Linked DNA regions of Homo sapiens: region 2 is linked to region 1. Evidence: read pairs that join two places in POLR2A ChIA-PET (ENCODE). Cell type or tissue: PC-3. All regions are shown on one strand. Links, peaks and the distances in the headings refer to the core of each region. The heading gives the core; the rest is flanking DNA.

Region 1 (5,076 bases), core at 365-4,364:
CCATCTTCTGGAAGAAATTAGTTAGTGGCTTTGTGTGATATAGATAGATAATGCTACTAAAGATCACAGCCAGAATCTGCAGGAGAAAAGGAGGTTTGTCTTCTAAAGGATTTTTTTCCAGTGCCACACTCTGATGTTAAATAGATCCTTCTTAGCTTTTCCTTCTATGTAATTCTCACCTTTTTTGTAGTTTTGTGTTCTGTCTTAACTAGAAATGCCTCCTTATTTCCTGAATACATTATTTAGAATTTGATGCTGAATTTCTTGTGATTGATTATGCACTGAGGGAGCTTGGCAAATCAGGATGTTTCTTGGATCTCATGATGTAGCTAAGTCAGACCCATGTTTGTCCTTAGCAAGATGGTTATTCCAAACCACAAATTCACTTGGACTTTGAATTCCTCATTGAGAGTAGGAGGAACCACCATTGTGTTCCTGGCATTTAACTCATTGCTTGACATGGAGCTCATTCACTTGTAGTTAAACTAAATTGAATTAAACTCATATCTCATATGTGTGATATCCCTCTCTCGCTGTCTTCAGCAGTCCATCCATTCATCCTTCCTTCCATCCATCCAACATTTGTTTTTCAGCATTTACTATATGCCAGGCACATGTTGGCAGATAAAACAGACATGGCCCCTAGAATGTGGGTGTGTTTTGTGGGGGAGGGCAGATAATAAACTAGTTAACCAACAAATAAATAATACAAATTGTGAATTGTAGAATGAAGAAACACACAGGTGCACTGAGAGAAAAGAAGTGAGAGGTGGAAACCTAGGGCTTCCTAGGATTGTTGGAAGACCTCTCAAAGGAGGTTTTTTTTTCTTCCTGAGACGGAGTCTCGCCCTGTCACCCAGGCTGGAGTGCAGTGGCACAATCTTGGCTCACTGCGACCTCCACCTCCCGGGTTCAACCGATTCTCCTGCCTCAGCCTCCCAAATAATTGGGATTACAGGCGCACGCCACCACAGCCAACTAATTTTGTATTTTTAGGGGTTTCACCATGTTGGCCAGACTGGTCTCGAACTCCTGACCTCAAGTGATTCACCCGCCTTGGCCTCCCAAAGTGCTGGGATTACAGGCGTAAGCCACTGTGTCTGGCCAAAGGAGGTAACTTTTAAGCTGAGACTTTAAAAATGAGATGGACTCAGTCATGAGAAAAACAGGGTGGAAGAGTGTTCCTGGCTGAGGCAACAGCATATGCAAAGGCTCTAAGGTAGGAGGAACTTGTATTTTTGAAGAACTGAAAAGGACCTGGTGTGGCCGGAGTGTAGAGGTCCGGGAGGAAGATTGCACAAGGTGAGGTGGAACAATCAGGCAAGGGCTAGATCTCCTAGGGCTTTGTAGGCAATGAGAGAGTTTGGGATTTATTCAGCCCACCTCTAGTTGCTGCTGAATGCACAGAGTATTTAACCTGAGATGCCTGTAGATTTGGTTATGGTTAGACAAGTTGCTTTTCCTGCTTAGCGTACCTTGGAATATTGGATGAATAAAATGAAATGATGTGCTACATGTTTATTAAATGCTGCTTATACACTTACCTACCCAGCCCTCAGCATTTGACCTCCCGCCTGAATGTTTGCATTATCACTTTGAACTTCTGTGTCAGCTGTTTAGAATTTACCATATGCTAAGTTATGATGATGTATCATTCATAATCTGTTTCTACCCAATTAGCTTATTAGCCCTTTGAGAAGAGAGACTTATATATCTTCAGAGCCAGCACACAAATGCTTACATATAGTAGGCACATTGATTTTTTTGTTTGATTGCTTTTTGTTTTTGAAAATCAAAGGTTTCCTTTATTTAAAAATTTGTCTACTGGTTTTAAAACATTATTGTAAGTAATAAATTTATCTACTCATATATATTTGAAATTTTTAATCATAGCAAATGGAAAACCAAGTAGATTGTTTGTGAAACAAGCAAATAAATGAATAACATGGTGTATAGTACAAAGTAAAAGTCCTCTGCTCTATCATAGAGACTGCATAATTTTTGTTTTAATTGGTACTGCTAAAACTGCCTTTCTAGGTGGCTGTGCAGGCTTACACTTTCACTGGCAATATCTGTTTCCTGATTCCTCATCAGTGTTTGAGACTGTCAGGCTTTTTAACTTTTCCAAACCTGATTATTGAAAATTGTGTCTAGTCTTGCATTTCCCTGATTCCTGGTAAGATTGATCATTATTTCATGTTTATCAACCATTTGCATTTCTCTTCTGTAATCATATCTTTTGTCATTTTTTCCTGTGGAATTGTCTTACTGATCGCAGGAACAGTTTATATAGTCTAGATGCAAATCTTCTGGTACATATATTGCATTTTCTCCCAATCTCTTTTATTTTTTACCTTTGTTTTAGCTTGCCTTTTGAACTCAACAATAATGCATAGTAGTCCTTCTTCTATTTCAGTCCAGCCACTTATTTTTTAAATTTTTTTATTTTTCAGAAATGCGGTTTTGCTGTGTTTGCCCAGGTTGCCCTTGAACTCCTGGGCCCAAGCAATTCTTTCATGTACCCAGGATTACAGGAACATACCACAACACCTGCCTAGTCTGTGTTTTATTTTGTTTTGCTTTGTTTTTGAGACAGAGTCTTGCCTCATCACCCAGGCTGGAGTGCAGTGGCGCAATCTTGGTTTACTACAAGCTCCATCTCCAAGTTCAATTCTCCTGCCTCAGCCACCTGAGTAGCTGAGATTAAAGGCACCCGCCACCATGCCCAGCTAATTTTTGTATTTTTAGTAGAGACAGGGTTTCACCATGTTGGCCAGGCTGGTCTTGAGCTCCTGACCTCAAGTGAGCCACCGCGCCCGGCTGCTAGTTAGTGTTTTTGATGATAATATATCCCCAGTGCAGACCAAGATAGTTTTTTTATTATTATTCTTTTTTTTTCTCTTTTATTCACACCTAGTGATCAGGAAATTTTTTTTTCCAACTCCTGAGTGGAATCAGAATAAGATCATTTTCTGAAATTACCAGAAAATTTTTTTGAACATGATCTATCAGCCTACCAGGAAAATAGTCATCACCACTTACTATCTCAGTCCAATTGACCCTCTGTTTTCTATATTTTTAAGTTTTTTTTTTTTTGAGACAGAGTCTCCCTCTGTCACCTAGGCTGGAGTGCAGTGGCACAGTCTCAGCTCACTGCAACTTCTACCCCCCAGGTTCAAGCAATTCTCCTACCTCAGCGTCCCGAGTAGCTGGGATTACAGGCGCGCTGTTATTTTTGTACTTTTAGTAGAGACGGGGTTTCACCATCTTGGCCAGGCTGGTCTTGAACTCCTGACCTCGGTGGCCTCAGCCTCCCAAAGTGCTGGGATTACAGGCATGAGCCACCGCGTCCAACCTATTTTTAAGTTATTTTATAGGCTGGGTACGGTGGCTCATGCCTGTAATCCTGACACTTTGGGAGGCTGAGGCAGGTGGATTGCTCGAGCCCAGGAGTTCAAGGCCAGCCTGGACAACATAATGAAACCCCATCTCTACAAAAGATAAAAAATTAGCCAGGCACACCTGTAGCCCAGCTACTCAGGAAGCTGAGGTGGGAGGATTGCTTGAGCTCAGGAGGTGAAGGCTGCAGTGAACTATGATCATGCCACTGCACTCTAGCATGGGCAACAGAGCGAGACCCTGTCTCAAAATAAATAAATAAAAATAAGTATAATTTATCTTTGTTCTTTGGAAGACTCTAAAAAGAATAAAATTATGAACTACCAATCCTCCCAAATAGTAAGGAATTGCTACAAAAAGAAAGTAAAAACCTGGGACAGGCGAGGTCGCTTGCGCCTGTAATCCCAACAGTTTGGGAGACCGAGGCAGGAGGATTGCTTGAGCCCAGGAGTTCAAGGCCAGCCTGGGCAAAATAGTGAGACCCTGTCTCTTGGGGGAAAAAAAAAAAAGAAAGTTGAAAACTAAAATTGGGTCCACTGGACCCTGAGGTTATACTAAGGACTGAGTTGACCAGAAATATACAATGACTATATTAATGAAGCTTTTATTGTAGAGTCAACTAGAATGGAAATTACACTTGTTAGTTTTATACTTTCTTTACTAAAGCTTATAGGAGTTTGCTCTATTTTGCATCTTTCTGTTCTACCCTTTACCCTTCACCTTATTTGTGCAGTGTAGATGAAAAGAGTAACTTTTTTTTTTTTGGGACAATGTCTCACTCTGTCACCCAGGCTGGAGTGTAGTGGCATGATCACAGCTCACTGCAGCCTCAACCTCCTGGGCTTATGGTCTCATGCCATACTACCAGCTCAGACTTCAGAATAGCTGGGACTGCGGGTGTGTGCCACCCTGCCAGGCTAATTTTTAAACATTTTTTGTAAACACAGGTCTCAATTTGTTGCCCAGGCTGGGCTCAAACTCCTGGGCTCAAGCAATCCTCCCACCTCAGCCTCTCAAAATATTGGGATTACAGGCCTGAGCCACCGTGCCTGGCCATTAACTTCTCCTTGACTGGGGTAGGTGCTTCCTCTTCCTGTTCATTTTATTTATAGGAGCCCTGCTTTGTCTCATGTCTCTTCTCCAAACCTCCTTTCTCTATCAAAGCCCTTGATAGAGTTCACTGTTGAAGTGAAGTGAATCTTACAGAGCACAGGGCACTGCCAGCGTCCTAGTTGGGAAGAATCTCTAAGAGGTGTGCATGCCAAGCACAGTGTCATTGTGTGCAGGCATTGTAGGAGTCTGCCAAACCCAAGGTTAGGCTGCCAGTACAAATGCCACGTTGACATGACATTTACAAGTTTAGAATTTGGAAAAGGACTGCCAGTGGAGCACCTTCAGCTACCTCATTCAGGATGGCAGTAACTAGGCCAACTTTTGATTTTCAGACTCAGAAATCAGAGTCAGGAAGTAATACTCCATACAGAATTTAAAACTATCACTACAACTTTTTCTAGGAAATGATAAATCCTGTTAGTCTATTCCTGGGATGCATGATAAACCATAATGGTTAAGAGTACAGACTCTGGAATCAAACCTGGATTTGAATGAGGCCTCTGTCACTTACTGTGTAACCCTGAGCAAGTTGAAGCCTTAATTTCCCTTTTATAAAATAGGGAT
Region 2 (5,076 bases), core at 626-4,625, 130 kb before region 1:
TATAATTCAGACCTCATGGGATTATTGTAAGGATTAAATAAAACAGGAAATGTAAAATACTTAGCATGGTTCCTAGCATATAATAAGCATGAGTAAAAGTTGACCACTAATGACTATCACCATCAGAGAACTAATCAGTAATGAAAAAAGAATACCAACACTTGGGAAGAAAGAGAATAAAAGAAGCTGTTACATCTCCTTCTCTAGAAGCTTTTCTGTGCTTCTAGATGTCCTATGTCTATAGGGCACCTCAGAGTTTAAAGGGTGCTTTATTTTTTCAATCCTGACATTCCAGGAAACACATATTTTTGTTCCCATTTTACAGACGGGTTAATGAAGGGCCTTTTTTACTAACTTAATAAAGAGTAAAATTTTCCATGATGTTAGGTGTTCTTCCAACATTCTTTATGAAGTGGCTACGTATTTCCCATTAATTGGATATGCCATGTATTTAGACAGTTACCAAATGTTGGACCTTCAGGGTATTTCTTACTCAACAAGGCAGGGACCAAATGTCCTTTTATTACTATGTCTTCTGTGTCTATCACTGTGCCTGTAGTACATGTTCAATAAACACTGTTTAATAAATGAATGGATAAATGAATGAGTAGTAGGGCAGGACTTGAATCCAATGTACTACTCCAAAACCTGTGTGTTTTCCAATGCACTTCACTTGTCTATCTAAATATAATGATGCTTTATTTATAACATGACATCTTCCAGATCTGCCCCAGGCATGGAAGGCAGTAGACAGAATAAAACCAGGACCAGGAATTTACGGCATGGCAGTGATGAAAATTCTGGGAAAGAATAGTAACAACCCCACAGATAATTTATTATGAGGTTTTCACATACGCTATATCCTTTGCTCTTCAAAATAAGCCTGTGATCTACACAATGTAGGATGTATTATCTACATTTTACATGTGAGGATGGATACAGAGAAATTAAGGGACTTATTACCTATGGTCACATAGTAAATAAGTGTGAAAGTCATATTCAGATATTCCATGGATATTCTTCTTTTTCCTACTTCTGCCCTTTTATTTTTATTTTCATTTTTGAGACAGGGTCTCATTCTGTCACCCACACTGGAGTGCAGTGGTGTGATCATGGTTCACTGCAGCCTCTACCCCCAGGGCTCAGGTGATCCTCCTGCCTCAGCCTCCCAAGTACCTGGGATTACAAGCACGCACCACCACGCCTAGCTAATTTTTAATTTTTTTGTAGAGATGGGGCCACCCTATGTTGCCCAGGCTGGTCTCAAACTCCTTTTCTTTTTTTTTTTCAAGACATAGTCTCGCTCTGTTGCCCAGTCTGGACTGCAGTGGCGCAATCTCAGCTCACTGCAACCTCTGTCTCCCAAGCTTAAGGGATTCTCGTGCCTTAGCTTCTCAAGTAGCTCAGATTACAGGCGTGTGCCACCATGCCTGGCTAATTTTTTTGTATTTTTAGTAGAGATGGTGTTTTGCCATGTTGGCCAGGCTGGTCTTGAACTCCTGGCCTCAAGTCATCTGCCTGCCTCAGCCTCCCAAAGTGCTAGGATTACAGGTGTGAGTCACTGCATCCGACCACTTCTGCCCTTTAATTTATTTTATTTTATTTTATTCTATTTTATTTTATTTTATTTTTGAGACGGAGTCTTGCTCTGTCACCCAGGGTGGAGTGCAGTGGTGCAATCTCGGCTCACTGCAAGCTCCGTCTCCTGGGTTCAAGGGATTCTCCTGACTCAGCCTCCCGAGTAGCTGGGACTACAGGCACCCACCACCACGCCCGGCTAATTTTTTGTATTTTCAGTAGAGATGGGGTTTCACCGTGTTAGCCAGGATGGTCTCGATCTCCTGACCTCGTGATCCACCCGCCTCGGCCTCCCAAAGTTCTGGGATTACAGGCGTGAGCCACCACGCCTGGCACTTCTGCCCTTTTAAATAAACATTGCTTCAAAGTTGACTTGCTTGATCTAAGAGGCAATATTATGCAGTGGTTCAAAAGGTGGCCTCTGAAGTCAGGTGGGCCTCAGTTGGAATCTTGGTTTACTTGCTTACCAGCCATGTGACCTTAGGCAAGTTAGTTAATTTCTCTGAGCCTCAGTTTCTCAGCTGACTGTAAAATAGGAGGAGGGGCAAAACCATTTACCTCATAAAGTATTGGAAAAATTAAATGAGACTGTAAAATGTCTGGCACATAGAAAGCTCTCAAGTGCTACAATTATTACTCTCATCCAGGAAGAAAGGGAAAGAAGGGGAAAGGGAGGAAGAGGGCACAGAAAAACAATGCCGGTTCAATATTCCTGCCCTGCTCTGGCCATTCCGCAGACAGCTAGCTTGGCTCTGTTTTTTTTTGTTGTTGTTGTTGTTGAGACAGTCTCGCTCTGTTGCCAGGCTGGAGTGCAGTGGCGCGATCTCGGCTCACTGCAACCTCCGCCTTCCGGATTCAAGCGATTCTCCTGCCTCAGCCTCCCGAGTAGCTGGGACTACAGGTGCGCGCCACCATGCCCAGCTAATTTTTGTATTTTCAGTAGAGACGGGGTTTCACCATGTTGGCTAGGATGGTCTCGATCTACTGACCTCGTGATCCGCCGGCCTCGGCCTCCCAAAGTGCTGGGAGTAGAGGCGTGAGCCACCGCGCCCAGCCACTTGGCTCTGTCTTCTAAGGCCTCCTGAAAGGAGGTGCTGCTCTGGTGTTGGAACAAGGAGGTACCAGGCAGAGGAAGGTGGCAGTGGGAGGCTGGCAGACAACTATCTCCAGGTCCTCTGATTTTCGGGGCCTCTACATCCACCAACAGAGATAGATGTTCCCCTTTGCCCTTCCAGCCTACTCACCAGCTTCCTCCGCAGCAGACCCGGTTTCCCATGGCGCTCTGTCTCCAAGGGAGCCCAGCTGTTTTTATGCATCAAGAGGCTTGTGCATTTCCGGGTTCCTGGTTGAGCTTTCCGCGGCAGCTCCCGGAGTCTGTGTCAGTGTCAGATTTCAACCTAGCAGGTTGGACTTTTGAAGCCACCTGCTGGAATGATTCCCAGGTGACTGTGTTCCCAGCCAAAGGGTAGAACAACACACGGGCTCCAGGTGAGAGCTATCTCAACTTCAGGATTTGAAGCGTCTTTTGATGAAGCCATGAACTTGAGCTTCAAGCTTCAATAAAAAGAAACCTGAGATAGAAAAGGGCTCTTGGTTTCCTTACGAAATGCTTCTCCATTACATCACTCTGTCTTTGAAATATATCCTCTATAATAGATGAGTGCCTAATGTAGTAGTTTGCTCAGCACCACTCAGGTTTAACTGAGTTTCACTTTCGAGGCAATTGGTACCAGTTTCTTATTATTTTTGTACAGAATCTGGGTTGGGATACTGGAGTCTCTTGGAAACTTAAGTTTGGGGAAATGGGTTCCTCATATATTCTCCCTTGCTATTTGAAATCGATGTGGGCAAATCACTTAACCTTTATAGGGCCTAAGTTTCTAGGGCTGTGAAATGAAAAAAACTGAATCTAATCCCCTTTCTGGTATAAAATCAGATGATTCTATGATCAGGATGGCCTCAGCACTTCTTAACCACTCATTTCCTTATCCACAGTTCAGAACTACTGATTCTCCACTTACCCCTCAACTCTGCGTCTCCTTCCAGTAACCCAAAGTTAGACTCACCCGCACTCACCAGTAGAAAATATGGGCTCTACGAGAATCTGTGAAACCCATCATTCTTGTGTTCAGTTCTCTCACCCCATTTTTAGTGTTTTCCTCGGATGCCTGGTTATTGTCCTTTAAGTGGATGTTCAGGGCCCACCACTCAGCTCTGCACTCCACAGAGAATACCCTGGACTTTGAACTCCTCCTCTTATGAAACATGGGTAAGAGTGACAATCTTACAGGATTGTGGTGAAAAATAAAGCTCTAGTGCAGGGCCTGGCACATGGGACACACTCAGTAAGAGTTAGGCATTGTTGTTATTATTACAAAGCATCTTATTTTCTTTCTTTCTTTTATTTTTAAAGACAGGGTCTCAATCTGTCACCCAGGCTGGAGTTGAGTGGCTAGCTCACTGCAACCTCAAACTCCTACGCTCAAAAGATTCTCCCCCCTCAGCCTCTCGAGTAGCTGGGACTACAGGCTCACACCACTGTGCCTAGCTAATTAAAAAAAAAAAAATCTTTTTAGAGACAAGGTCTTTTTTTTTTTTTTTAAATTAATGTGAGATGGGGGTCTTGTTATGTGGACCAGGCTGGTCTCGAACTCCTGGCCTCAAGCAATCCTCCCATCTCAGCCTCCCAAAGTGCTGGGGTTACAGGTGTGAGGCACCACACCTGGCCAAGATAGGGTCTTGCTATGTTGCCCCTGCTGGACTTGAACTTCTGGCCTGAAGTGACCCTCCCACCACGCCTGGTTCCCACATCTTACTTTCTTTTCTTGTGCCCCAATCATTGCACTATTTCATGGCCATGCTTCTTCCATGCAATCCATTCTGTACTCTACTCTACCATTAACTGTATCCTTTTCATCTTGTTACCCACTCCTTCTCCTCCCAGTTCAAAAGCCATTAATGATTTCCTATCACCTACAGGATACAGTTCAAACTGCTTAGCCTGGCACTCCAAGCCCTCCATAATCTGGTTCCTTTTTAGTCACCCCTTCTGTAATGTTTTAAAAAGCACCTAAGCAGCTGGGTTTACACAGTGGCTTGGCTCATGCCTGTAATCCCACTGCTTTGGGAGACTGAGGCAAGAGGATCGCTTGAGCCCAGGAGTTCAAGATCAACCTGGGCAATATAGCAACAACCCATCATCTCTACAAAGTATAAAAACTGAAAAATTAGCCAGGTGTGGTGATGTGTGCCTGTAGTCCCAGCTACTCAGAAGGCTGAGGTAGGAGGGTTGAGCAAGAAAGTTTGAGGGTGCAGTGAGCTGTGATCACACCACTTTACTCCAGCCTGGGTGACAGAGTGAGACTCTGTCTCTAAAAAAAAAAAGAAAAGAAAAAAAGGAAAAGAAAAGAAAAGGAAAGGAAATCACCTAAGGGATTTTTAGATGACCAGAAACTCCAAAGAAATCAATAGAGGAATAGACCATTGTGGTAGCCAGAA

Evidence for each region. Peaks named below come from ENCODE experiments on the same cell type or tissue, not always from the same donor. Only the 100,000 strongest peaks of a DNase experiment are listed, where the experiment ranks them.
Region 2: POLR2A ChIA-PET joins it to region 1 with 7 read pairs; 4 of 35 experiments call an interaction of 5 or more read pairs at or near these places.

What each region holds. Positions count from the first base shown.
Region 1 is chr11:111,787,840-111,792,915 of GRCh38, reverse strand. The region is part of intron 14 of ALG9 (ALG9 alpha-1,2-mannosyltransferase); the gene reads left to right. Among named protein-coding and RNA genes, the nearest start is that of PPP2R1B, 24 kb to the right of the region's middle. In PC-3, for the core only: no CTCF peak of the experiment used is centred there; no DNase peak of the experiment used is centred there.
Region 2 is chr11:111,916,751-111,921,826 of GRCh38, reverse strand. It overlaps C11orf52 (chromosome 11 open reading frame 52), which reads right to left and starts at 2,914. Exons shown (of 4, transcript NM_080659.3): 1 at 2,823-2,914. The coding sequence starts at 2,854. It overlaps HSPB2-C11orf52 (HSPB2-C11orf52 readthrough (NMD candidate)), which reads right to left. Exons shown (of 5, transcript NR_037651.1): 2 at 2,823-3,149. It also overlaps a transcript of CRYAB not described here. RefSeq lists an enhancer at 2,788-3,082. In PC-3, for the core only: a CTCF peak has its summit at 3,031 (motif pointing left); a DNase peak (open chromatin) is centred at 2,946; H3K4me3 peaks cover 1,523 bases; H3K27ac peaks cover 377 bases.